Regions from separate parts of the Mus musculus genome. Here all the other regions are linked to region 1. A link is a loop called in an ENCODE intact Hi-C map of the cell type or tissue named here. Cell type or tissue: heart. All regions are shown on one strand.

What was found. Peaks named below come from ENCODE experiments on the same cell type or tissue, not always from the same donor. Only the 100,000 strongest peaks of a DNase experiment are listed, where the experiment ranks them.
Region 2: a loop joins it to region 1, with 2.7 times the contacts of the local background. A loop is called at or near these places in 2 of 42 quality-filtered maps.
Region 3: it touches region 1 in a loop (4-fold over the local background); 6 of 42 quality-filtered maps call a loop at or near these places.
Region 4: a loop joins it to region 1, with 4 times the contacts of the local background. A loop is called at or near these places in 2 of 42 quality-filtered maps.
Region 5: a loop joins it to region 1, with 4 times the contacts of the local background. A loop is called at or near these places in 7 of 42 quality-filtered maps.
Region 6: a loop joins it to region 1, with 1.9 times the contacts of the local background. A loop is called at or near these places in 2 of 42 quality-filtered maps.
Region 7: it touches region 1 in a loop (3-fold over the local background); 2 of 42 quality-filtered maps call a loop at or near these places.

What each region holds. Positions count from the first base shown.
Region 1 is chr14:15,436,898-15,440,897 of GRCm38, reverse strand. It overlaps Lrrc3b (leucine rich repeat containing 3B), which reads left to right and starts at 1,911. Exons shown (of 2, transcript NM_146052.4): 1 at 1,911-2,325. B230110C06Rik (RIKEN cDNA B230110C06 gene) reads right to left here and starts at 3,275. Exons shown (of 3, transcript NR_152122.1): 1 at 3,155-3,275. In heart, CTCF peaks have their summits at 1,844 and 3,245; DNase peaks (open chromatin) are centred at 1,857 and 3,277; H3K4me3 peaks cover 2,438 bases; H3K27ac peaks cover 1,663 bases; H3K27me3 peaks cover 240 bases.
Region 2 is chr14:15,640,584-15,644,583 of GRCm38, reverse strand. No RefSeq gene overlaps it. Among named protein-coding and RNA genes, the nearest start is that of Gm31804, 130 kb to the left of the region's middle. In heart, no CTCF peak of the experiment used is centred here; no DNase peak of the experiment used is centred here.
Region 3 is chr14:15,353,932-15,357,931 of GRCm38, reverse strand. It overlaps Lrrc3b (leucine rich repeat containing 3B), which reads left to right. Exons shown (of 2, transcript NM_146052.4): 2 at 1-417. The coding sequence ends at 107. Among named protein-coding and RNA genes, the nearest start is that of Gm31577, 34 kb to the right of the region's middle. In heart, a CTCF peak has its summit at 2,250 (motif pointing left); a DNase peak (open chromatin) is centred at 2,201.
Region 4 is chr14:16,378,448-16,382,447 of GRCm38, reverse strand. All of the region lies in intron 1 of Top2b (topoisomerase (DNA) II beta), which reads right to left. Among named protein-coding and RNA genes, the nearest start is that of Top2b, 15 kb to the right of the region's middle. In heart, a CTCF peak has its summit at 2,053; no DNase peak of the experiment used is centred here.
Region 5 is chr14:15,879,251-15,883,250 of GRCm38, reverse strand. No RefSeq gene overlaps it. Among named protein-coding and RNA genes, the nearest start is that of Gm31804, 110 kb to the right of the region's middle. In heart, a CTCF peak has its summit at 1,798 (motif pointing right); no DNase peak of the experiment used is centred here.
Region 6 is chr14:15,792,510-15,796,509 of GRCm38, reverse strand. No RefSeq gene overlaps it. Among named protein-coding and RNA genes, the nearest start is that of Gm31804, 19 kb to the right of the region's middle. In heart, no CTCF peak of the experiment used is centred here; no DNase peak of the experiment used is centred here.
Region 7 is chr14:15,800,217-15,804,216 of GRCm38, reverse strand. No RefSeq gene overlaps it. Among named protein-coding and RNA genes, the nearest start is that of Gm31804, 27 kb to the right of the region's middle. In heart, no CTCF peak of the experiment used is centred here; no DNase peak of the experiment used is centred here.

The DNA of each region.
Region 1 (4,000 bases):
TCTTCATATCTTAATTTTAAAACATTCTATAGATAACAGGGCTTCAGGCACCAATCTGAATTTGAGAAATGCAGCCCCACTTGAGAGGAAGGCATCGAACTATTGTAGAGATGTTTCAATTGAGAATGCAGGGCATAACTGAAGGAATTTCTTCTATATGCAAAGGATTCTATGACATACTGAATGTGAAACAATTCACTCCATTTCTAAAGGAAGTTAAACAGAAAACATCAGTAAATGCCATTTACCTCTGAAGCAGAAAGGCCCTGAAGGTTAGCATGAAGGTCAGAGATGCTAAGTTCTCTCTCTGGTTCACTAATTAGATTATAAGTAGGGCTTCCAAGAAGCTATCTTTCTCCGGTTTCATTCTTTTAATTGGACATCAGCAGAAGCAGAGGAAACAACCAATCAGCTTCTCATATTAAAGAACATCCTTTGCTGAGCCGGACTTGATTTCTGGTTGCTACAAAACAAATCTAAGTTTATAACAGAGGTGACAAACTCTAGGGCCTGTCATTTATCCTTTTTATAGCATGGGTGATACCAACATTCAGCAAGTCAAGTTGACAACTTGACGAACCAACCAAACCAGAAAGCTACTGTATAGTTTATCTGAGCCATAGTCAGACATTTGTCTTAAGTTGAACCAAATTTATGCCTTATGGACATTACTAAGAGGTGAGTGCTCCACAAGTGCTATTTCATTTAAAACACAGCATCAACCAAAGATTCAAATGTAGGATAGCATAATCAACAGTTGGAAAGACTTGGATGCAAGCCAGCTCTGTGAGATTATGTCGGGTTTCATCTTGAGCTCTGGAACTCTTTAGATAAACTTACACCGATTACCCACGGCGGAGGTCATCTATAACAGTTCAATATGTGATATTTTATTGTATATTCCTATGAAATGTTTCACTATTCATCTTGTACTCTCTTCCAACCTTCCATTGCTTATACAACCTTCCATTGCTTATACAGCAGTCTAGTGAGCATCTCTTCAGATAAATTTTGTGGATGTTCTCAGTTATTTCCTGACTTGTGAGAAGTAGAATCACTGGCACAGTATTACAGACAAATTTTATACTTTCAATGGGAATGCCAAGTTTTCCTTTGAGTAATTAGACCAAATTACATACCTGCTATTCATATATATTTATTTCTAGGTCCTGATTTCTCAGTTTAAAAGTGTTGAAAAGTGATGACAATTCAAATCCAGACTAATAAAATCATATTGTGAAATGTTAGAAATACAAGTCATAGAATATAAAGGTGTATAATGTGGAGCTGCTAGACAAATCACAGCTGCTGGGGGGACTCAGTGGTTTACAGTTTTGCAATGTGGCCAGACCCAGCATACTTCTAAACCTGCATAAAACAGCATCGTTGCAAATGGGGAAATGCTGCAAGCTTTAATATGCTTGATAGAGGTCACCAAATGATAAAGACTTTCTGGTGAGTCCCCATCTGGAATGGGTTTGTTCTAGCTGCTAGCTGCAGTGTGCCTGACTCTTGCCCTGTGCACCCAGTAAGTCATTTTTAGTTAATTAAAAATGTTTGCTTTTCCTCCCCGTTGACAGCAATGGACCTAGGCTAAACAGTTCCCTCTGGTCTCAGTAGTCAGGAAATGGAAGAAAGAATGGGGCCATAGCAACATGTCCTGGAACTGGGCAAGAGGAAGCAAGAGAGGAGGAGGAGGCTAACTAATGTTCCTAGCTCAGCTCTGCTTCTCCAGCAAAGGCTGAATGAAACTCCTCCCCTCCTTATTCAGGATCTCCAGCTAGGAGGCAGAAGAGCAGTGCCAGTTAGGTGATAGCCAGCTCCACCAGTCACGTTCACTCGCTCTAGCTCGTCCCTGAAGCCTCGCCCCTCCTCCATTCCCAGTCCAGGTTTGGAGGCGAGTCCCCTCTAGTGACTGAGCCGCCTGCACGTTGGCGAGTAGCTTTCTGCCTCCCTCGCATCTTTGTCTCCTCCTCCAGTGAGGTTCCGGCGCCCCGCACAGGGTCTGCAGCGGCCGCCGCAGCAGTAAAAGCCAAGTCGTGCCCCACACGGCAGCCCAGGGCCGCACCCTCACTCGGTGGCAGCGCGCAAAGACGCCAGCCGCGCCACGCACCGCCTGCGTCCTGCGCCCCGGCCACAGCGCATTCACGCCGCCGCGGCGGTCGCTCCGGAGCGGAGCCCGGCCGGCGGGCCGGGTCAGGGAGGGTAGTCCAGTTTGCAGTCGGCTGGAGCTAGCAGCACGCACACCCCTAGGCTTATGCATCAAACGCCTCCTCCCTGCGCCACGAGGATGGAGCAGCCATCCCAACCCAGGACTGGCGCAAGGTAAGGTGCAGCCGCCTGTTGCTTTATGCAGAGCGCGGGCTCAGCTCCCAGTCAGGGTGCTTAGGCCATCTCTCTGGGAAGCAGAGAATGGTCACCGCAGTTCTGAGCCGTGTGGAGCCAAACCTCCAGGTCTTTTTGACACAGATCTTTGGAGAGACCCTGCCTGGAGAAGGGAAGTCGACCCTTTTCGCTCTTGTGCAACCAGGTGCCTTGCAGCAGTCTGCAAACTTTTGTGACCCTCCCTTCCTGGTTCTCACCTGGTGCGGTATCTGTTCAGTTCTCGCGTGCGCCCTTCCCCCAGCTACCCTAGCCTTAAGGCATCTGCCCATTTCTCTCACTGTGTTCTTGCAGTTCGACTTTTTGCTTCCTACAGCTCCGGATTCAGAGGCAAGGGCTTAGGATCTAGTAGTGCTTCTCTTGCCTGTCGCAGATGGGAAGGGGTAGGGCTAACCAGGGGAGGTGGAACTTAATGCCACTGTTAATGTCTTCAAGAGCGGTGAGGGTCAGATCGCTCGATCCTGCCACCCCCAAATCGATAATAAAAATCCTCGGAGTGGCTTTCGGTTATGGTTATGTGCTACGGGAAATACAAGTGCTGATCTGGATGGGTGAAGTAAGTGATTTGGGGAGGAAAAATCCCTCTTGAGGTTGCCGGAGGCAGCAGAGGATGAGATCTGCCAATGGGTGAGGGGGGACGGAAAGGCTCTGCTAATGTAGGCGATGGGGCACCTCAGCGTGGCCACTGAAGAGGATTTGGAAAAGAGATTGAAGTCTGTTTGGGGGTGGGGGCGCTGGCCCAGGTGAGGGGCCAGGGAGAGGGGCTAGGTACCTGAGAAGTCCGGAGGTGGGAAGCAGCCCTGGGATTCCTGCCCCGGGGTATTTCAGAAGGCTGGCTGCTTCTGCCTAGGTTAGAAAGAGCTCCCTCGCCAGGAACAAACAAACCTCTCGGCTCTGTTCTGATTGCGTTGGCATCTTGGGCGGTGACTGAATGTTCAGATAATGGACCGAGGACGCTGTCCCTGGCTCTAAGAGGATCACAGCCCCTCTCCTCTCCGGCACCCGCTTGCTCCTACACCCCTTCATCTCCACCACCGGGTTGTAAATCTACGCCCACCTTCTCTGACAGCACTAGGGCGTTAAGGATGTGTATATTCTGGAATGGGAAGGGGACTTTTGGCCTGATCCCCAGGGGTATATGTGTGAGAAACTAAGGCGAGTCCCCAGGTGTCAGCAGATAGGCTGGGGTCCCAACAATCCAGAGAAGAATCCAGGGCAGAGGCTGATCTGGGAGACAGCTTCCCCTTGAGGCTTCAAGGTTTGCACCTAGGCTGAGGAGAGAAGGGAGTGGGGGGAGCCCTTAGCTGGGTTAGGAAAGATCTTTAGCTTAAAGCTGGAGGATGTGTGGAGAAACAGAAGGGGGTGTGCACAGCTCCTCCAGTGAGGGAAGACCTAGCTTCTCGGCCTGGTATCTGGAATCAGAGGTGGGTCTATATTAACTTACCAACTCCCCAGATATATCGTCCTGGTCGTTTCTGATGGTTTGGCAGATGCAGAGATCCACCTTTGCACCCAAGCCATCTGGTCTTCAAGACCACTTTTGGGAAGAGGCCTAGTGTGCATATTGTAAAGAAAGGGTTCTCTCTCTCTCTCTCTCTCTCTCTCTCTCTCTCTCTCT
Region 2 (4,000 bases), 200 kb before region 1:
TTTAAAACATCTAAGGCAATATAACTTTCAGAGGGCTATCAAAGGAAAACTTCACAGTGCAAATTAAATCATTAGCACTGCATGAGATGAGTTCAATAGAGTCATAATATACTGGAAGCCAATGGACAGCTGTAGAGGCATGTTTTCAATGGAGTCAAGCTTTCTCTCTGCTGAGTAGTGTTTAGCTGATTACAGTTAAGACCCTCCCCTCTTACTGGAACTTGTATTACATGGATCAACTTCCTTACTGAGTGCACTTCATCGAATCACCTCTAGGGCCTTGAGAAAAGCCCTTCTGGTGTTTGAAACCTGCATGGGGCAGAGAAGATTTGTATATCAGAAGGGAGAAACAGAATTAATTTATAAATCCTATAAGTAAATGGTCTAAGTAAAAGGAAGGAGCTAGAGACAAGAACAAAATGTAACTACTAGGAAGTATAGTCAAGCTGTGATGTATGGCCTTTGATGTTAAATGAAGCTGAATTCAGCTCAACTTCACAGGTTGGCTGGGAAACAACAAAGTATTTCATATATTATTAGAATTAAATTTTTTCTTTGCTGAAGGCTTGGTGGATAAATATTGGTTATTTATGAAGCAGGGCTTTGTATTACAGTATATGTTGGATGAAATGATAGTTTTATATCTATCAAAACCCAGCAAGTCAAGAATGATGATAACTCATGCAGCATTCCAGAAGCAGAGGCTGGAAGATCTTGAATTCAAGGTCAGTTTCAGAAACATAGTGAGATTCTGTGTCACAGAATAAAGGGCTAGAGATCAAGCGCAGTAGTACAGTATTTGTCTTGCATGTGCAAAGCTCCAGGAATAACCCCATATGTTTTAATGAACTTTTCTAAGTATGATAAAGTAATTAAATCAGTGGTGATGATCTAAAGTCCCCTCAATAAGTCAGAAGAAGTTAGATAATGCTGAAAAATAAATAAAACCAAAACGTCCATCCTTTTATATAGCAAATGTCTATCTTTGTCCTGCAAAGTCTTAAGGAGATCTTGATTTTCAGGCAACCTGTTCATGTTAATCTTTACATGGTTATGGTTTTCACTCACATATCCATTGCAATGGGAAAGATATGCAAAGAATTATGTGCAACCAATTGTATAAGTCTATTCTTGGAATGACAGAAGAGGCACGAGAGCTTACCCAGGGAAAGAAAAAGCACTAGGAATACTGGCAAGGAATATCTGCTTTATTTGTATTGCTTCTGGTAAGGACTTAGGCAAAATAAACCAGCAAGATATAAATTACTTTTGATGACTGCTGTCTTGAGTGGAGGAACCAATAGAAATAAATAGAAAAGGAAAGTGCTAGGACTGAGCTGTGCTTATTGAGAAAACTTGTTTACCATGTAAGTTACAGCCAAAGAATGAGCTCATTGAGAGACAGTTCTCCTTTCCTAGCATTTTTAGCATGAGAGAGAAGCAAGCAACCTGGGGTGTGTGGAGAGCTGAGGTCCAGGAGCAGGGTATTGGGAGGAATATTTCTAACCCTATTCATCTCTTCTTCCATTGATCCCAAACCTACTAGGTTGGCTTTGTGATGCACATGACTGATACGAAGAAAGCTGCATTCAGTTCACTTCACATGTTGGCTGGGAAACATTAAAGTATTAGGATTAGGTCATGAATTCAGCCTTGGTCTCTGTCCTATTTAGACTAGAGGAGCTATCATACAAATCTTTTACCTTTCGGTGAAAACTGTATAGCATGGAGACATGTTTTCCCTTGTCCTGTTATTAATGGTGTACAAAGATGAACTTAGAAGTGTGTGTTCCCTGAATGAGATGACAGAGGACCCTAGAGGGTAGCATTTTGGAACCCTAATTACTGAAACTGAGGGACCAGTACAGGGGGGCTGTGTGGAGAAGGAAGACTGAGTTGCTGACTTTGGTGAAAGGCATAGACTTTGAATCAGGAAAGATTCTGTATAGGGCCTGGGTGTTGATAGCTAGGTAGGATTTTTGACCCAGAGGCCCAAACACCATGCTGGGCTACGTATCACAGTTTACTCAAGCTCAGAATATTTAATTTGCTCTGTCCTCTCAGAACTAATAAAGTTAAGTACCAAGGAGGTTTTTTACTTAGTACTCAATAGTAGGAGCTTCAGTTAGAAGCTTAGGCCCCACCCAAAATAATCGTACAAGTTTCTGGGGGGATGCACTCTTGTTTCAGACAGTTTTTTATACACTCTATCCTCTTTTTCTTCAGCAATATGCTGCTTAGATGCTATGGGATATTTTTCTGTAACTCATTTTCAGTATCTAAGCAAGCTCTGAAAGAAAAAGGGCAGTGTTTCTGAGGATCCTAAGTGGCTTCTTCTTTAGGAGACAAGGGTGAGGATCAGGGAGATGGCTCAGGTCAGTCATTGGCAACACAGGGAGGATGGCTTGGAAGTCAGGCTGCCTCTTAGGAAGGACTTAGGCTTCCTTTAATTTGTGAAGGAAAGAAAGATGTATAAGAAGATATTATCTGTGGCCCAATGAAGAAAAAGAAAACCAGATTTAAGGGTTAGTTTAGAGAGATGCCCTTGAGGACAGCATGGATGTTAAGAATTACTTCCAAATGCATAGCTTATGTCACTGGACAAGTGAAAATTGGCTATACACTGTTGGTGGGGGAAAGTGTGAACAGTTGCAGTGGTCACATTGTTGGTAGGAAGAAGTGGGATAGGTGAAGGTAGTCACATTGTTGGTGAGATGTGTGGACAGGTTAAGCTAGTCATACTGTTGGTGAGGAGACCTGTGGACAGGTGAAGGTAGTCACACTGTTGGTTGGGAGAGGTGGGGATAGATGAGATAGCATAGGATTTGTTCACAGGAGATGTGTGGGCCAGTGAAGTGCATTTAGATAGGAGCAAAGCTCACGGTTATGTCATAAGAAGATGCATGTTCTCATAAAATAAAAGAATTTTGGAACACTTTCATTGTGTGTGTGTGTGTGTGTGTGTGTGCGCGCGCGCGTGTGCGCGCGCGAGCATATTTTTTTCCAATTTAGAACACAAGAAGACAAACAGCACTGAAACATTCTGGATGAAGCAGAGGTGACTGTGCTTCACAAGCTGGCATATCAGCAGTTTAGATAAGAGGAAAGAGTGCAGCAGGGTGAGACTTTGCACAGACTTGGTAATGCTACCTCACTGAATTCCCCATGGACACTGACCCCTCACAGCTGGTTTGCTGTGGCTTGAAGTTTCCTTCCAAATCCAGTTGTGTCTCTAGCTGGTGTTGCTGCTATGCAGCCCCAAGACTCACATCCATGTTCTAGGAAATTTATAACTCATTGGTATAAACATAAAATGCCAATTAAATATGTGGCTTTGGGATAAAATATTAAAGCTGACACACAGACATGATAGAATAGAATTAAAAATTCTAAGAACTCCACTTTTGTGTTATAAAAATGTGAGATTTGGGTGGCTTTGGGAGACACTCAGGCATACTGGAAGACTGTAGAATTTCACTGACTGCCAGAACACTTCATTAAGAAGTGTGAACATCCATTCACAAGCTGTAGGTACAGGAGGATACTGTCCAAGACAAACATGTTGATGGGAACTTCAGTAAACAGAAAGCTGTAGCAGGATGTACCCTCAATTAATTTAAACATGAGTAAAACAAGAAGCCTGTGTTTGGACAGGAAAAAGGGAGCAGAGCTAAGAGTTTCAGAGACAGAGACAGGGGACAGGTAGAAGAAGGAAGGAAGATGGAGGAAGAGAAAGATGATCCAGATTCCGCATGGCTTTAAATAGCCACAGGTAGCAATGAATATCATAAAAGGATAGAATAATTGGGGTAACTTGTCTAATCTAGGTGGACAGCTTGTATCATTATCAATTGGCTCTGAAATTATTGTGTGGGCATCTTTTAAATTGAGAATTTATTGATATATAAATCTGACTGATTAATTATAAGCTTCTAGAGTTTTGATTTACTAGGTTCAGGGGATTTGTGACAACTAGCCACAGGAGATAGATGGCTGAAAA
Region 3 (4,000 bases), 83 kb after region 1:
TGAGGCAGAATCAGGAGGATGCCCGGAGACACCTTGAATACTTGAAATCCCTGCCAAGCAGGCAAAAGAAGGCAGATGAGCCTGATGACATTAGCACTGTGGTATAGTAGCCATGCTGGCTGGCACTGGGAAGGGAGCTTCTGTTTGTAGGAAAATAAGTGATTCATTTCCCCCTTCATTGTACACATTTAAAACTTTGTATTTTAGTTTCTTTGGAATCATGCCACTGTTGAACTTTACACAAACAACACTAATAATTTTAGTTTAGGTGATCTCCCCCCCCCCCATTAATTGTGACCTCTGGTTCCTGAGTAACAAACTCTCTGAACATTAGTTAGACCCATCTCACTATTTAATAATGAAATTTATTTTTTTAATTTAAAACTGAATAAAAGCTTAACTTTGAACCATGGAAAACAGTGTGCCTTATTGGTTAAGACACAATATAGTCAGTGCACTTGCACCGAAGTAAAACAGACAGCCCTGTGACGGTAAGACTATCTCATTAAAAGATGATGTGTCATTCGGCCTCATTGCAGTCTGGGGAGCCAGAGCTAAATTGTTGATCAGTTAAGAATCTGCCAGATTTAGCTAGCCAAGATGTTTATACAGATGTATTTCTCGAGGACTTGAGTGTATTAGAATGTCTGCTGGCAAGCATCTACTTTTCTAAACGGGTAGGTCAGACATGCTTCTACTCTGTGATGGATGAAATGGGAAAGTAAACAATGCCATGAATCTTATCCTCCTGCTGGCCTTTTGGTGGGCAGGAGTGTGTGGTGAATCCAGGAAGAGTTAGGCTTGGGAAGGAGGCAAGCACGCCCTCAGCGGACGCTCTGTGTGGGTATCCGGATACTGCTACTGTCCATACCTCTCACCACCAGAGGAAAAAGTGAACACTGGCCGTGCATATAAAACAGAGGTCCAGCCACCAGCCAGGTGTTAGAGCTTGAGTTTGAACTAGGTCTTTTCTGTTTTGTTTTGTTTGGTTTGGTTTGGTTTTTTTCAAGTCAGGGTTTCTCTGTGTAGCCCTGGCTATCCTGGAACTCACTCTGTAGACCAGGCTGGCCTCAAACTCAGAAATTCGCCTGCCTCTGCCTCCCAAGTGCTGGGATTAAAGGCGTGCACCACCATGCCCGGTGTACCAGGTCTTTTCTAAATAGAGGTATTTCATTGATAATCCTTTCAAGTTGGTTTACAAATGCAGAGTTTACATGATTAAAATGACCAACATGAAATTGAATGAATTTTGTTACTATATGCTCCTGCATATCTGCCACACAAAGGAGATAGTCTGACTCAACTATGGGCAGAGATCCTGGAAGCACATTTGACTTCTGTAATGGGGAGTGATGGCCTTGTTTGTTTGTTTGCTTGCTTGCTTGCTTGCTTGCTTGCTTGCTTGCTTGCTTGTTTTAGGATGAATGTGTCAGGTAAGCATGGAGGGTCAAAGCCATGGGAGCATAGGGACAAAGATGTGGAAGTGAAGGTAGAGAGTAAGATACAAGTCCCAACCCTATGGTGACTTCACACTGAAGAATGTCATAATCTGTTATCCCATGCCACTGATGGAACACTTACTATGCATTAGTAGTTTTCTAAGTTATCTTAGTTAATGCTTCGGAAGCTCTATGAGATACTTCTATATAATAGGCCCAGAACCCCAGCAATTTTGGAAAGCATAGCATATGCACAAATATTAAGTTTTGAGAGATTTGAAAATTGTATACGTCTGCACATGACATACACTCTGACATTCATGTCCTGCCATTCTGCCACAGACTCAACTATACAAGGTAGCTGGTTCCTCTGGCACATTGGTTTACAGAAAATTACATGACAATTCCATTTAAAACCAGAGGGGAACTTCTGTGTATAAGGCCCCTCGAGGAAAGAAGCTAGAGTGCCCCAAGTGAGGCACAGGGCCCTATCTAACCTACAAGATACTGTCTTCAGGATGTTAAAACTCAGTTTCATCCCCCTTGAAGGCCGGGAGTGCTGACTGTAACCATAGTCTGTTGAAAGGCCTGCTGAAAAAATCAATAAGACACTCAGAGCAGTGGTCACTGTGTGCTCACACCGTCTTTAGCCATCCCAAGAAGTCTAGCCAAAACACAAAGATAACTCTCAGATGTGAGACTTGGGATGTGGGCCTAGAACTGCTGTATCCAGGGAGACTAAAGTCAGATGGCCTGCATTGCCTTTGGTTTGGAGACAGTTAGACCCATACTGAGGAGACAGCGCCGCCTGGAGGACAATGCTAAAATGCAGTGTAAGTACTAACTGGAAAGAGGCAATAAAGGTTTAGCTCTAACAGTTTTGAAAATTTAACAAAAGTATTGTGTTTATCTGCATGTATGAGTCACATTCATTTTGGAAAATCTTCCAGAGGTGGATAAGATAATCCATTCCAGGTCATTCCTTCCAAAATCATCTTCATGCTCTTAGTAATGAAATGTTATTTTCCTCGTGGCCAATCCATTAGTCCAATAAATTGTCTTATAAAGGAAAGGTCTCTGAGGACTTGGTGAGAAGAGTCACATACTATACTTGAAGTAATGAAAAAGAGTTAAATAACCACACATTTGGTTTGCAATTCCTCATGTAGAATTGAGAGATACCACAGGTTATCAGGAACTTCCCTCCTTGATTTCTCTATGTAGATTGTCAGGTTATAGTGTCGTCGGTACTCCAAAAAGAAAAACACTAATTTACGTGTCCATGAATTGAATAGAGGATTATTAGGTAATAAAAATCAAATAAAACAACTAAAGTAATAGATTACCATGTCAATTTGTGACAGAACAGAAGGGAAATGACCTCATTGCTAGAGCTTACGAATGTCCACCCACTAGGCCAACAGTGTATAGAGGTGATGAGTGAAAGAGTTGCTACCTGAGAACCTGAAGTCTTGACCCTATATCTGTGTCTCATTTCCCACTGCCCTGCAGGAGTTCCTATTCACAGTGAACTACAGGAAGACTTTTTAAATCCACTTCCATATTATTGTCCTAGGCAGAGAGCATCTGAAGTTCTAATACATTAAATAGTAATATTTAAAGTACCTTTTTCCAGTCTGTGATTTCTCTCAACCTCCACCTTTTAAATTAAAAAAAAAATGCCCCTGGAATTTTAATCTAATCTTTGACAATGTGCTTATCTCTCAAGCAAAGCAAATCATAAAACATGCCAACTCAACTAGAACACATTTAAAAGTGATAAAAACTTACATAATGGAAGACAGACCTTCCAGTACTACTTGGACAAATTGTAATCACTCTGTATAGTCTGCAGGGTGAGCAGTGTTCTTTTTCATGTCTGTCTCTGATTCCTCACAGTAATTCTTGCTCTGATATCACCAAGCATACAGCAGTCTAAGTGCCCTGCATTTTTCTTATTGATGTATCTTTTAGACAGTCGGTCTCTCGGCTTACTGGCAGAGGGATGAAATGGAAGACTCTGCTTATCACTGTTCAGCTTCTGAAGGCAGACTTCCTACAGTGTTGCGGTTGAGAGTCCTGGGAAGAGTCTTATCTGCCGAGCTCACAGATACAGAAATTGAAAGCCTTGAAGCTTTGGGGATTCACATCTGTCTTTAAGTTTCCTGTAGGTCGATCTTCAAACTCTTTCCTCCCCAAGGTCCTCCTGCTCATGTTGTTTTGATGAACAACAATAAAAATAAACAATAAAAAGCAAACTAATACAGGGGCAAGCTCAACTCCCACAGGTCTGTTATGAAACAGAACCCAAGAAAGGAAGATCTGTATGCTGCAGTTTGAATTGATCCAGAATGCATTCAAAGACCCATCCAGGATCTACAATATTTTTCTTTTAGCTCAAGAACATTATGTTTTAGTCTTTCAAATCTACTAAATGGACAGAGAGTTCCATTTTTTCAGAGTAGTGACAGTGAAGAGAGAACTCTAATATATTTTGATAATGTATTGATGGAACTTCTTCAGCATCAAAGAAACCAGGAGTTTCTTGCTTTCCCAGCCTC
Region 4 (4,000 bases), 940 kb before region 1:
TCAGTTTCTTAATATAAACATAATATCATGTCATAAATTAAATCTTTAAAATGTCACTATATATGTTGCAAAATAAAAATCTATGCCTTTTGAGTAATCTAAACAAACATACCAAAATAGGACTTGTAACAGAAAAACCTTAGGGAATTCAAATATTAACTGTAATTTCTTAAGGTCATGAATTTATTTATATATATATATATAGGCACTTAATAATGTTTAAAATACTAATTTTACTGAATTTTGCTATAGTCATATTTTCTTTCATTTATATACTTATCTATTAATAGTGCTAATTCACTTAAAAATAGCTTTGTACAAAAGAAAATAATTCCATAAGGTTTCCATACTCTATTTCTGTCAAGAGTTTGATGATAAACTAAATGGCCAAAAAGATGAACTATTACAATGGTTTTTTTGTTTGTTTGTTTGTTTGGTTTTTGTTTTTTTTGGGGGGGGGTTGTTTTTTTGGTTTTTTTTTTTTTTTTTTTTTTGGTTTTTGAGACATGGTTTCTCTGTATAGCCCTGGCTGTCCTGGAACTCACTTTGTATACCAGGCTGACCTTGAACTCAGAAATCTGCCTGCCTCTGCCTCTGCCTCCCCAGTGTTAGAATTAAAGGCGTGCACTACCACGCCCGGCTTACGATGTTTATAGCAATAAACTATTTGTAAAATGCATACTGTGATGGGATTGTCAATCTAATGAAATGTAGAATAACCTAGAAGACAAAATTTGTGGATGTATCTGTGAGGATGTTTCAAGAACAGTTTAACAAAAATGGAAAAAAGCTACCCTGACTGTGAGCAGCTTATGTAAAGTAAATACACTAGGAGAAAACAAGGACATCACCAGCACTATGCTTCCTGAATGCACATGTAATATGATCAATCAGCTTGCAGTATGGCCTGGTCCCACAGTTAGAGCCACTCTCACACCTGTCTTCCCCTCTGAACTGCCCAGAGTTACCCCCATTTTGTCCTGGATTTAACTAACATCTCCCAACTGGGAACATTTTCATGTAGCTGCAGCTACCATTTTGGTGGTCCATTGTTTACAAGGTAATTATTGTCTGTTGTAATCAAATGAACTGGACCCTCCACTCTAATCTCTGTCCTCTTCAAGCTTTGTTCTCAGGTATTTTATCACAGCAAAGAGAGAAGTAATAACCTATACAGGTCCTCAGAATAGTTAGCACAAAGATCATAATCACTAAAATCATTCTCTAATTACTTTAAAATGTGAGACATATTAATTCAAAGGAAGGTAATTTTCTATCAATAACTTAGAAAGGCGTCTCAATGCATGTGACTATTGGCATAAAGGTTGCAAACCTATAACAAGCACATAGGGAAAAAAAACTTTCTCATCAAGTTTATAACTCTAAAACATACATCAAAATGAAAATATTTTCAATATTAAGTCAACCTGAAGTCAGTGTCTACATAATTTAGATTTTGAAATTTGCCTTAGGAGTTTTTGCTAAACTGCACTGATAACTGGAGATGGACAGCATCTCAAAACATTTTCAACAAGTTAACCACATTCCTGCACCTTCTTAACAAATGGTTGCCACCACCACCACCCTACCTTCTATCTACTCCCAAATGGATATAAGAGAAAAAGAGGTGAGAATCTAACCTATCAAGTTCAAAGAATTAAACCTTAAAAATCAGAACACATAGTTTAATGTCAACAAGACTGAAGTTTAGGAAACCCCAAACCCCCTTCCCTACTGAAACACAGACTAAACTGTAATAAATGAATCACTCGTCCTTGTAAGAAATCCAGAGACTGCTTAAGAGGTCCTGTCTCTTGAGTGAAAAATACAAAACCACATCCACGCCCAGGAGCCCTCTCTGCAAGGCAGGACGGGAGGAAATGCAACTTCTTTCCCAGAGTTTTCCCTTCAAAGGGAAAGTAGAAGTGCTACCACAGGGACTGTTTGCTGTCTTTCTTGAATCTAGCACTGGCAACAGTAGCTGAACTGAGAACAAAGGAAATCAAAATGATTTAGTCCAGCACCCAGAGTCTGTAGTTCTAAGGATAGACATTAGGTGGAGCTCTAGTACCATGGCTTATTACAGTGTGTGTGAGAGGACACAGTAGGGCAGAGGAGTTGCCCAGACTGTTCCCTAAATAAAGATACAGACAATGCTCTTCCATGAACAAGCCCAGAGACGCTACACCCCTAGAAATGGCTTGCAAAGTCTCGTGACTCTCTGAATGGACTAACTAGCTGCAGAAACCACCCAGACTAGAACCAGACTGTTAAGAAGAGCTAACCCTGAGAGAAAGCAACACAAATAAATAAAAGGGGAAGCACACACACACACACACACACACACACACACACACACACACACAAAACCTTCCAAGGGATAGACTTAAATCTCCATGGGCTGTGGGTGCTCCCATCTGTAATCCTAGAACTTGAGAAATTAAGGCAGAAGGACTGCTATAAATAAAGTTTAGACTAGGCTTAGAGAAGATGTTGAGGGGAGGGGAGAAGAGTGGAGGGAAAGGAGGGGAGGGGACAGGAGAAGACAGGAGAGAAAGAGAAAAGGAAAAAATAATGGTAACAAGAAGATAAAGGAAAGGGAGAGATGGAGGTAAGAAGCAGCTCAGGGAACTGTCCAGATACACAACAAAACCAGAAAATCAGCAAAATAGTAAACAAAATGAGATAAACAGAAAATAAATGAAAAGACTCAAACATTGTTACTAAAACTGAAGAATAACTTAAAATATATGAAGACTCAACTTGGCCAATCACAAGAAAAAATAGTAACTATGAAGAAAGAAATGACAATGACAAAGGAACCACCAAAGAAAGAATTAAGAAAAATTAAAAGAACTTGACTCACAGGCTATCATCAGTCAAACAGAATGTTACACAATGTCTAAAGGAGAAGATAAAAATAGGAAGAACTTTCCAAATATGAGGAGAGAAATTGACAAATTTAAGAAGTTCACAGTCAAGCAAGCACAAACCTAAGGAACCTGTACTAAGATACATAATCAAACTGCCAACGCCATGGATAAGCCATAGGCCCATCCAGGGGGCAATGAGTTCAATTCCCAATCTCATAAAAAAAAAAGTCACGAGGGAGAGAATCCTGACAGCAATACAAGAAAACAATTCTCATATACTAAGGAGTTCTATTAGTTTCCCATCAGTTACTGCACAGATACAGACTAAAACGTTTTTTGTAAACTATTTAAGAATCAAAGAAGAAATCATAAAATAACTTAGGAAATATATGGGGATAAATAAAAGCAAAAAAAAAAAAAAAAGACGTCAAAACTTACAGGATCAAGACAAAGTGGTACCACATTTAAATTTTTAAAATGAAGATGCTGAACCAATAGCATACATTAAGAAACTATGCATAGAACTAAATCTAAAATTAATAGACAGGAGTCTATTAAGATTCAAGTCCCTCAGCCTTACTGTTGCCTCCCTTACAGAAGTTCCTTTGGCATGAGAATAAATTGGAAAAGAGAATGCTTACTAAAAAAAAAAAAAAAAAAGAGTCATCAAATAATATACACTATATACAATTAATACACTGCCTAAAATTCCAGAGGAGAAAGATCAACCAAAGGCCAAGTAACTAGTCATGTAGAGTGTACACATGATGGCTGTAGGAGCAGAAATGAGGAATGCCAGTGACTGAAGTGTTCATACAAGTAGTTAGACTGTATGCTACCTATCATACTTTATCTAGGACTTCATTACCATCTAATCACCAAGACCACTTCTGAGAGACTTGCCTCATTTGTAACCAAAATGGTCCCTGTTCGTTCTACCTGGACCTGAGGCAACTTAAACTAGGTTTGTCCTCAGTTGCAGCCAAGTGTAACATATGTACAATAAATCATGTCATTTTGACATCTCAGAGGAAAGATTTTTTTTAGATGCTTAAAGTCAATGAAAGCAAGAGTTGTGGTTTTTTGTTTTTTAAAATCAACAAAATACACAAATGTTTTTTATGGTT
Region 5 (4,000 bases), 440 kb before region 1:
AAGCCATAGTGCCCAGAGCAACAACAGTATTGTAGTGCTGGAGCACCAACACAAACATCAAGGCAGACATGCTGGACAAGCTTAAAGCCCAAACAGAAATCTTAGTCACTCCCAGTCTAATACACAAAGCAGCCAGGCAGCCTTCTCCTATGAGCACTAGTCTCACAAAGTTTCTGCAAAGACTACATTGGAAGATGATGTTAGAAGACAGCAGATGCAAAAACAACGATTGTTTTCAGATGATAAAGACTGACCTAGAAACAATATAGCAGTGTCTACTGACACAGCCATGTGTTGCATAGGCCTAGTTGGTAAATGGCAGCAAAATCTGACTGGCATGCCCCATTTTAGGGAGTCAAAGAGATATGAAACTGGCTTTGGGTCATTACTGGTAGGAGGTAGAGCTAGGATTGTGAGCACACAGACCTGAAACCTTCAGTGTGCTGTGTGCAGACCATAGATGGAGGCAAGGCTCTCTTTAATACACTGAAGAGGGCCTGCAAACTTGTGCAGTGAAGAACCAACAGAAAATGACAGTAATAAATGCAGATGCCTCCCATGCAGAGCAACCTCCCTCTGTGTCACTTGAAGTCATCCTTAGGTTTGCAAATGAATGACTATTTTGTCATTCAGAGATGTATGTCCTTACTGTTACTAGAGGACCCAAGAGCCTACTCCTAAGAGCCACCAGAATCTTGAGGTCAGTGACCCAGATGCAGATCATGCTCTGTCCCTGCAGATTGGTGTTGCCTCAAACAGAAGTCATTGTTTTTAAGGTACTGTGGAAAACAACCTGAAATTTATGAACACTGACAGACTCACTTCATTTTTGTATAATTCATGCATTTGGTGCACCAAATCACCAGAGGCAGAAGTTTCCAAACAGAGCTAGGACTGATGAAATTAGACAGTCTACATAGAATGGGTCGGGAGTATGGCCTGGGAAGGGACACCTCAGCTTATACACATTACTGGGTATGAATACATTTTCTTGGGCACAGACTGCTCATTAGCTATGTAAGACTGAAATGACCCTCCATTGCCAGGGTAACATGGTACTGTTCTCCCTCTCCTGTTCCTAGCCTGGTTCTGGTGGTCATCATATCTCAGTCTGTGACCCTTAGATCATTGGCTGTGGGCAGCAGAAAATAAGAAGTGCCTGTTTTTGAGCTGGGAGGGCTGTTCTAAATCCAAATTTACCAGAGGGGATCTTCAGAAAGGGCAGAAGGAAAGTCAAGGTATTCAAATAGAGGCAGGCAGGGCGAAGATTAGTGTTGCTATTTGAATGCATAAACCTCTTCATGTTTAATAAGTACTCATATATCTGGCAAAACAGAATTTAAATAAAACAGCTGTAAGCAGAATCCTCTGTGAGCTGCTGGTATCCTGGAGGCAGCACTGGAATCTAGCTTTGCTTTCCCCCTGGGTGCCTGCCTTCTCCAGGCACAGTCTGCTGATTTGCACTGTTATAGCCAGTTTCTTTGACCACCCAATCAATAGTATCATCTTGAGGTTTTAGATACCCTTCTGTACCCCAACATTAATCTAAGTTTTATGGGTAGGATTAGCCTATTCTTGTTTCCATATTTCATTAGACCCACTCTCTCAGTGTTTCACTGCTGGGTGGCCCCTGAGTTCTGCTGTGTTGGGAGTGGACATGTGCTCCAAGGTGGTACAAAGGAACTCCACAGTGGGAATCCATTTCCTTTAGAATTTTGAGAGATGTTTTGTCCTGTCTGGTTGGCTGAGTCAATGGGAGGGTAGACTTGTAGTGGTGAATGCTTTGCCACCACTAGGAGGAGCCATCATGCAGCAGAGCAGAGTCCAACTGAAGAGAAACTGAGTTCTGATGACAGCACTATCTCACTCTAGGTGAAGGAGCTTGAAACTCACATCTCGAAACTTCTTACATGCTGTCCATTTATGTGCTGGACAATCTTTCACTTTCCATATCACTTTGATTTAGGCCAAAGTTTGACTAGTGAAATCCTGGTGGGTGTGTTCTTCCTCTTTTCTGGATATTGTGCCTAAGTTTTCACACTATCTGGGATTCTTCTGTCGGAATTTGTTGATATTGAGGGTGTCCCTGTATCTTCTTTTCTGTTTCTTCAGACCAGCATTCAACTAAGGATAGTTTCTGTATGCCAGGAGGCATCTGGAGAGGTGAGGTGACTTTTTAGTTGTTATAACTGGGAATCTGTGAGCATCAGCCAGGGCTGCTGTAGCCACCCTCCACCATGCAGCACAGCTGGCAATGACAAAGAGCCACTCAGAAAGATTCAGTGGTGACACTCCTGAGCAAATGCCCAGGATTTTAAAATCATCTTGCTTCCTAGGCACGAATAGTTTTTAGTATTCATTAATTTATCATGAGGACTGTCCTGAACATTGCAAGCATGCCTAGAGAGCAGCAGAGACAAGTTCTTGTTGCCAGGAAACACAGAGGTGCATTTCACTCTAGAGATCTGGGTAGGTACTCTGTACCTCACTTAATCCCCCTGGAATTCACATGCACCCAGAGCCTCTGAACACTTGGGAGTTCAGGATGCACCATCTTAAACTTTGTCCATTGACGTGGTCCAAGGCTGGTGACACAGGTCATCTCAGGTAGAGGCCTCAGCACACTGATGCTCCTTTTGTCATGACAGGGACTCTGGACTGTACCTTTTCTTCTTTGTGTTCCTGGAGCTCCTTCTCTGGAGAAACTGCCAACTGTAATTGTCTTTTTGGCTCCCAGAGGTAATGAATAGCAGGTGCTGGTATGCGTGGAGGGGTACTTTTTACCAGGACAGGGTATGTGGATTTGAATACCAGGTCTGGAGTATTTGTGATACACACATTCTGAAGACTGTTTTCTAACGTCTGTTTGGGTCCCTCTCGAGGTTTTCATTTGGCACTGTGCTAGGAGTAGACCAGAAGGCAGAAATTGCTGTCCACATTGTTTCTGCATTAGTGAGACAGGTGCAGGTTAGGCTGCTCTAGAATATGGTGTGGCTGCTATTTGGAAAACCTACATGTATGCTTTTGGCCTGCAACTGCTAACTCTGACAAGCATCCTTATGGGGCTACCATGGCTAAAGAGAGAAGCCCAACCCTCACAAGGGCTTACACAGAAATGTGTAGTCCTTACTGGTTCTAACTATGATAACCCTAAAGTTTACTATGACAAAGACTCAATCCAGCTTCGAAGATTTTTTTTTAAATAATAATGTAAAGCAAAGACTCCCTGGGGTCAGTCAGGCTGCTAAAAAGGAGCAGCTGTGGAAGTTGAAGCGACCAAGGTGTGGAGGCTGCAGTCTAATAAAGGCATGAGAGTGTTGTGGTAAATATTAACTGAGGTTTCCACCCCACCTTAGATCACTTAGTCCCCAAATAATGACACAAACCATTTATATTTATAATAATTTGCCTTAAAGCATTCGCCTTAAAGCACCAGACTTGGGCAGATATCAATCCTCTATGCTATTTTGTCTACTTCCCTGTCAATAACCCTGAGATAAAACTTGCCATGTTCTGCCTGGGCCACTGCTACTCCAACAGGCTAGCCACATGGTCATGTGATCTACCTACCCCATGGTGTCTTCTTCTTTACTATTCTTCTCTTCCATATGGTATCTGCCTGTGACCCCAAGTCCAGAAACCAAAGCCTTGCATACCTAGGCCACAAAACTGCTCACGACGATAGATCGTCACGATGACGATCTATCATCAGCTACAAGTTGTAGGTATCTTTATTCAACCAGTAGTTTTAAAGAAAGGAACAAGGCTTGCACAACAAAAGTTGACATACATGAGAATTTGTATTTTGAAGCAACTAGACCTGGGGGAACAGAATTTAGCATTATAATACATAGCAACAGAACCAAAACTCAACAGGAGAGAGAGCTAATGTCTTCTGAGCAGTGGGTTCATAATTGAAGGGCAGCATCCCTGAATTTCTTGATCTATCATCGTGAGCAGATCTGTGGCCTGGAAAAGCAGAAGGAGTTTAGGTCACGAT
Region 6 (4,000 bases), 360 kb before region 1:
CCCTGGCTGTCCTGGAACTCACTTTGTAGACCAGGCTGGCCTTGAACTCAGAAATCCGCCTGCCTCTGCCTCCTGGGTGCTGGGATCAAAGGTGTGCGTCACCACACCCAGCTACTAAAAGCAACTTACAGAAAACAGTGTTTATTTTACTTTAAGTTTTTCAATAGAGACTCTATAATGATAGGAAAGGCATACAGTAAATGGCTGGAGTAAGACGCTCAGAGATCACATTTTTAACCTCAAACACAAATTACAGAGAGCAGTCTGTGAGAAAGATGGACTATGAACTATTGAAGCCCACTCTAGTGATGTATTTCCTCTAGCAAGGTTGTACCACTTCCCTAAACAGTGCTGTCAACTGGTGACATTAAAAGTGAACTTATGGAGACACATCTCACTCAAACTGCCACAATCCCTAAAAGTTACTTTAATGAGAAGCTGACCCATTGTCTTCTCTAATACAGAAAGTCCAGTAGGACTTGAGTTGTCCCTTTAGTCTTATAGGATATATTCACATTAGGGGGAGGAGTCTGAGATGTTTAAAAAAAAAGTTTTGCATTACTGCCTTATCTAAGTCACTGAAAAGAAGTCTTCAAGGGAAATCACATGTTGAGGTGCAAAAACGGGAAGAGAGTTCTGTAGACCAGAAAAACAGAAACTCCTACATTTCAATCAACCAAATTTGTGTAAATGGCCCCATTTTCAGCTTTTCTCAGCAAACGGTACAGCCTAGCAGTTTCAGTCAGTGCTCTGATTACACTGTCACTCTCTCCCAGGGAGCCCAGAAGGAGCACAACGTTCTTGCTGCTTTTTGTTATGAAGGGCCTTGAGAAAGAAACTGTGACACATCTTATAAGGAAGGATGATGGTCTTGTATTGGTTGAAGAGAAATCTACATTGGTCTTCACAGTTCAAACCAAGAGTAAGAAACGGTAACAGGAAAGGTTAGACACAGTGCTTTCATTTCTAAGTAGCTGCAGAAGTGGGAGTTGATGTCAAAGAAGCAAAACTGATGTGGAGAGAAAGGTTGACAAGAGGAGTTTTCCACTGGGACTCACAAGTCGCAAGCAGCAGAAAAGATGGGCTGTAGAATGAGTGTGTGCTGAGGGATATACCACAGTTACTCTGTCCACAGAGAATTGTCCACTGTGGCAGCTACTTCTCCAGCATGTTCAAGCGGAGGTTGAGATATATCTGGGTAGGTTTTACAATGTTGCAAAACATGGGACCCAAGGTGTTAGGTTTCTTTGTCTCCTTTTTGTGGATATTAATTTGAAGCTAGAGAAACTAGCTTTAAAATGACTCCTTTTCCCCCCACCCCCATAAGCTCCTTGACATGAGCATTCACCAATAAGAAGCAAGTGGTATCTCTAATAATTTACACCAATAAGGTGATAGGAGAAATTATGAACAACAAGGACTGGGGTCTGGAAGGAAGAGTAAAATTTCACTTTTAAAGATGAGAATACTGACACAAATCATAGAGTTACTTATAAAGCAAAGGACAGTGCTCCAGGAGTATGTGCAGAGAACTGGAGTAAGGAACACTACATATGAGTAACAAGATAGAGCAGTTGTTTTGCCTATCACATAAATAAAGTGTGCTGAAAAAGTGACATGACCCTGAAGAGCATCCATCATTCCAGCAAATGTCACTTCAATATGTCCCACTCAAGAAATCAGAGCAGGGACATTAGCCAATGATTCCTGGCTTTATGAAATATCTCTCTCTTGCTTTTTCTTTTTCTCTAATATTTATGCTAGTTTTCAGGTATATGGCAGAAAATTAACCACTTGTGTATCTCTTTCTGTCTCTGTGTGTGTGTGAGGGGGGGGAGTATCTTTTGAATTTTTCTTTATCTTACTGTTTGAGATAGGGTCTATAATTGTCTCAGAGCTTACTATTTAGACCGGCTAGTCCAATAGCCTTAGAAACTCTACTGTTGTTGGGCCTTATCCTGGCTCTAGAGCTTAACCTTAACCTTAACCTGGCTGGAGCTTGGTTTGATTTTTTTCGACATGTCCTCGTCATTTCTGCTGGAGTGACATGACTTGGTCGAACCCTTGCCTGCCCGGCAACTGATGACATGGGCCCCACCAGATCACCCCATACCCCTTGTTATTTATTCTTTAAAATCAAGAGACTGATGTAATAAAGCGAGTTCCTGCTTTGACAAAACTCCTGGCTCGGTTTTCTTGAGTCGCTGACACCCACCATCCTGCTCAGTCCCAGAGAGACCCAACAGGTGCAGGCTTCTCTCCCTGCAGCTGCCTGCCTGCACAGAGCCTACATCCTGTTTCCACTTCTCCTGGACTAGGATTTGGGGCATGTACTTTTTATATAGGATTCTGGGCACGAAAGTTGGCTCCTCAGGTTTTTGCTGCTCATTCTTTTCTCAGTGAGCCAGTTCAGAAAACCAGAAAGTGCACTGTTTCTTAATCATACAGCTCATAGCTTCAAAATTCCTTCCTGTTAACACTGAGTTGGCTCCACTCAGAGCAGACTTTGGCAAAAACCACAGGACACCGCTAATCCAGACATGCCAGAGGTGTGTTTATAATCAGGTGATTCTACATAAATTGACACAATGAAAAAATAAATTAATTAGTGGAATCATCAGGGCACTTGAGGGTACTAGACATCATGGGAGGTATTTACTGGAAATGTTACTTGGCATTGACATTTTGTCCAATTATTATGAATTGTTTCCCCCCACAGCCAGCTCTTCTATTTTAAACTTATCTCTCAGTCTACTTAAATAATAAAATATAAGACTTTAGAAATCTGAATATAATGATGACACCCTCACAATTAACAGAATCTGAAAGGCATGTAGGATTATTGCTTGCTTTTAACTCTATGAATATGGTGTCCTGTGGCTGGTGATGTCACCATTTTTCTGGTCTACACTGAGAGTCTTAGAAGGAAATGATTGAGGGATTATAAATTGTTTAGAAGAGGTAATGCTGTGAAGATAAGTCTGTAAGTTTACAAGGGGCAGCAGAGGGGCAAGATTGTCATGACAGTTAAGCTCTGGCCTATCTGGTATTATTTTAGAGGAAACATTGAAAGAATAATCCTCATAGCATTTCCCTATGAGTTAGGAATCCTTGATCTGCTTTGTCCTTTGTATTATAATTTTTAACAATGTTTCTCATGCTTCTTTTCAGATAGATGTTGATATTTGTGTGTGTGTGTGTGTGTGTGTGTGTGTGTGTGTGTGTGTGTGTGCAACATGCATGCACTCTCTATGGAGCACCAGACCTGGAACTTGGGATATTAGATACTATAAGCCATCTACTGTTGGTGCTAGAAACCAAATCCTAGTCCTCTGCAAGAGCTGGAAGTGCTCTTAACCACTGAGCTATCTCCCCAGCCCCAAACAGAATTCTTTATCTAATCTTTTTATAAAGTATTTTCTGTATGTGAGGTTGTTGAGGCCAGCCAGCAGCTCACGTGTCCGGGTTCGAGCCTGGAAGGCATCTTGGAATCTGGAAGAAAAGAGGGAGCCTAGGCGGGTCGAGAAACAATGGAACCAAGACTTGCTAGTCTGTTCAAAGTTCAAATTCTAATGTTGGGGAGCATGCCTTATAAAGGGGCGGGGGGGGGGGAGTCCATTCCCACCACTTCATCCTTGGAGCCTGGAACCAGCTGCAAGTGATGACGGGCAGAATAGGGCATGGTTTCCAGAATAGCTCCGGGGGGCCTCTCAGCAGGTAGCAGTATCTTGAAGAGGAACAGAGGCAGTGGCAGAACAATAGGGTGATCCAGGGAGGCAGGTTCCACCCCAGGTGATCTTAGTGGCAGCAAGGTCAGGTTCTGGCTTAGCCTGTTTCAGGCTGTGAGGGGAGGTTACATGAGATGTAAAGTATTTTTGTAACATATTTTATTGGTATTTGAATTCCATATCTTGCAATTATTTTACCCACACTGTATCTGGAAAGGCAGTCTGGGACTGCTTACATCTGAAGACTAATAAAAGATACCAAGTGTTCTGAT
Region 7 (4,000 bases), 360 kb before region 1:
ACTGCAACTTGAAGACATCATGTTCCTTGGTATAGCTTCTCTGTAAAAATCTTAGCTTTCCTCCTGGAAGCAAGATAGAGGCTACAGCTCATAAAACAATGTCTGTGGATATCAAGGGGAATGGGAGCAGTCTTTGTCCTTTAGAGTCTCTCTCTTTTATTCAGAGAAAAAAATCCAAGAATGCTTCAACAAAATTCTCAGTATATTTACTGAGTATAAGTCTTAACCTCATGTGCAAATCAGCCACTATGACGTATGTTCCTTCCAGGATGGGGAAATGGATTTCCTCATTCTTGCCAGGTCGTGCTCAGCATTTACTCACAGGAGGGAGTAGTTTAAGGGAGGCAAACATCATCTTCTTCCAGTAGCCATAGAATATTAAATAAGAGCTTTTCACGGCCTCTTTATTTAAAACTTTCTCAAACCTAATATGTAGTATATTCATAATTGTATTCTGAAAACAATAAGTCACAGGGAAATGATCTAACTCATCTAGGATCACACAGCTAGCAAGCAATGATGTGGAGAATTGTTACCTCAGATATTCTTTATTAAAGATCTGACATACACAAAGAGACTGTGAGAAGATGGCAATATTTGCCTGCCAGTGTTTGCATTTTTGGTGGGAAATTGCTGATGAACAAGTTAATGATGGCCCCATCGATGCCCAGACATGCACAGAAGCTCACAGCAAGCTCTTCAACAGTACAGCCCGGACAACACTGTTGCAGTATGAGTGGACCCAGAGAGATGAGTAGGCTGTCAAGAAAGCTTCATCCTGACCAGAAATGTCCCAGAAGCTCAGGGAAACACGCAGCAGAGTGGAAAGTGCACAGCCAGGTCAAGGACCACTGTGAAATTGTGGTACTTGCTATGGGAGAGAATGTCCCTGTTTGTGAAGCTTGCCAGTGTTAATTGGACATTGTATCCCCAGAAATTATAGCAGAAATAGGCTGCAGTGACCCTAATCCAATTTATAAGTTTGCTTCGGTACTTCTGGTGAGATTCTTGTATGCACAGGGCATTAAAGGTAATCTTTCTTATGCCCACAGAAAGTCAAAGACAAGGAAAATTTCACCCCGAGACACTTGCTTCTAATCAAACCCTAAATGGTAGAATGTAGGATAGCTGTCCTTGAAAATAGGTTTTGATTTTTTTCAGTGCATTCAAAAGAAATCTTTTAGCAGAATGGCTATAGAATAGTGAAGATAGGAATTAATTTAGGTAAACAAAAATGCCATTTTTAACTCAGACCATTTTAAGAGTTTTAAATTATCCTGCAGCAGGGCTTAAAATGACCATTGTATTTCTTGTATGTGAAACAATACTTATTATTTGGTAAAACACTACAGGTTCCCACAAGAAACAATGGATTTCCCCTCTCACCTCAAGACTCTGCAGAGTGTTCCATGTGATAACCCTTCCTAGTTAATGACTTCTAAACATTTGCCATATCACAGCGTCTCCTTGCCAGCTCTTCCTACCATTTTCTTTCCCTCACACTGCCAGTAGATGGTCTAAAAATACAAACTACACTGACTGGAAGCTCAGATGTGAACACTGTAAGCACAAATACTGGAGATGCTAATCTGCATATTTAAGAGAATGGGGCTGGCTGGGACTTTATATTGTAATAAATATAATTGGATGCAGTTATAGACGTATTGACAGTCCATATATTGTTCTTTTGCAAGGGTTTAACAACTTTTTTTTAAAAAGTAGCAGATTTGGAGCTGGCTATAAGAACCACTCCTGTCTCTTCCAGTGCCATCTGCACAGCAATGCTCACAAGCCTGGGCCAGAAGCCATTGCTAGGCTGGACCACTGGATTCCTCTCTGTCATGGCCACAGGTAAATGGGTGTGCTTGAAACAAACACCAATGGAAAAATGTATGTAGCCTAAACTCTCTATGTCCTAAGTTCACATATCAACTGTCTATAGAATATATGTTTCTTTCTTACAACATTCCCGATGTTCAACATGGTGATATCAGAATCATTAACCATGTTTGGATTCTCATTTGATTGTTCTCCTGTATAGAGTCCGACATCTACCTGTGTACTGAAGCCAAAGCACCACGTTCTTTACCTGATACTAACAGAAAGTCTGAAGCTGCAGTTTGGCCTCTCCTTCCTAAGGATGTTTGGACAGCTTCAGTTACCTCTGAGTACAAGCATGGTGAGCTCACAGTTCTAGTCTCTGCAGTCGCCAATCTGCTCCATAGATTTCCTTGTCTCCCTGGACTCAGGCTCAGTGACTGTTCACAGTGAAGTAGTGTCAGCCCCGCCTTCTACCAACATACGGGGCTCTACATCAATTGGTAGTTGCTCTCAAAGTAAGAGCTGAGGTCACCTGGTCCCTTGTCCTTGTCTAAGCTCCCAGGTCCCAACAATTTCCCCTTGTCTTCCTTGTTCAGATACAAAGGTCTTTTGTGCCTTTCACAGTCAGCTGCCTGCAGGCAATCAAGGCCCAGGGCCCTTCCTCTTATCAAGCTTTCAACCATTTAGTTCTGATCTGAGTGAGACTCATTAGGTTACTTAGCTTGGTATTCTTGCTTCGGTTTCCTAACAAGCCAGGCACTGTCTCTCAGACCTCTCAGACCTCTCAGACCTGATCACAGAGACTTTTTTTTTTTTTTTTTTAGATAGGTGATGCAAGAGTAGGAAGAACGTTGAGTGGAAAAAGCATAAAACTTGCTTTGTTTCACTTAATTTGGGTGTTTCTATATAAAAATATAAAAACCTCTGAGAAACAGCTACACTAGTGACATCTCAGTGTGGGAGAAACCTTCAGAGAAAGTCCCTCAGGTGTCTGATTCTGTTTCTTTCTTAAAAATAATCAAGATTGTGGGAGCACCTCAGGTTTCACTAGTAGAAACAAAATATCTTCCTTCCTTCCTTCCTTCCTTCCTTCCTTCCTTCCTTCCTTCCTTCCTTCCTCCTTCCCTCCCTCCCTCCCTCCCTCCCTCCCTCCCTCCCTCCCTCCCCTTCCTTCCTGTCTTTTTCTTTCTCTCTTTCTTTCTTCCTTCCTTCCTTCCTTCCTTCCTTCCTTCCTTCCTTCCTTCCGCCTTTCTTTCTTTCTTTCTTTCTTTCTTTCTTTCTTTCTTTCTTTCTTTCTTTCTTTCTTTCTTTCTTTCTTCCTGTGTCTTCTGTTTTAAATTGTCATTCAAAATAACACCATTCCTTAATGGTATTTCCTGTGTACACAGTTCAGTTTGACTGTTTCTTGCCCCATCCCACTCCCTGTTTCTGCCCCACCCACCAGTGCTGTACTATTCTGTCCCCATTACTCACTTTCACCCTTTCTATTCTCATATTACATTATTATTATTATTATTATTATTATTATTATTATTATTATTATGTTCCCCCTATCCCTCCTGTGAAGCCACTTAATCTCCCCTTTTATGGGTGTTTTTTTTTTTTTTTTTTGGTTTTGTTTTTTGTTTTTTGTAGTTTCCTGGCCTCAGATGTTAGGATAAGAGAGAAGATATAGTACTTTTCTTTCTGTGTCTGGGTCCATGAAGTTCCCTGCAAGTTTCTTGATTTTCTTGCTTTCTATAGTTGAAGAAGATCACATTGTGTGTAGCATTTGTGTATTACATTTTCTTTATCTGTTGTTCTATTGATTCTGTGGGGGCAGGGAGAGCAGCATCAACATAGATGGACAAGTGTCTCTGAACCTAGAGTTCTTTAGGTCTACACCCAGGAGTGGTGTTGCTAAGGCATAATGCAGTCCTATTTTTCGAATTTTTAAGGGAGTGTCTACATCTAGTTTAGCTAGATAATTTATGCTTCCAATAATTGAATAAGGGGTCATCTTTTCCCATATTCCAATCAGCATTTGTTATTACTTATTTTCTTGGTGGTAGCCATTCTGAATGGGGTAAGATGAAAATTGAAGTACTTTTAATTTGCATTTCCTTCATTATTAAGGATGTTCAACAGTTTTAAGAAAATATTTATTGTCCAGTAGTTTTCCTTCTTTTAGAACTGTTTA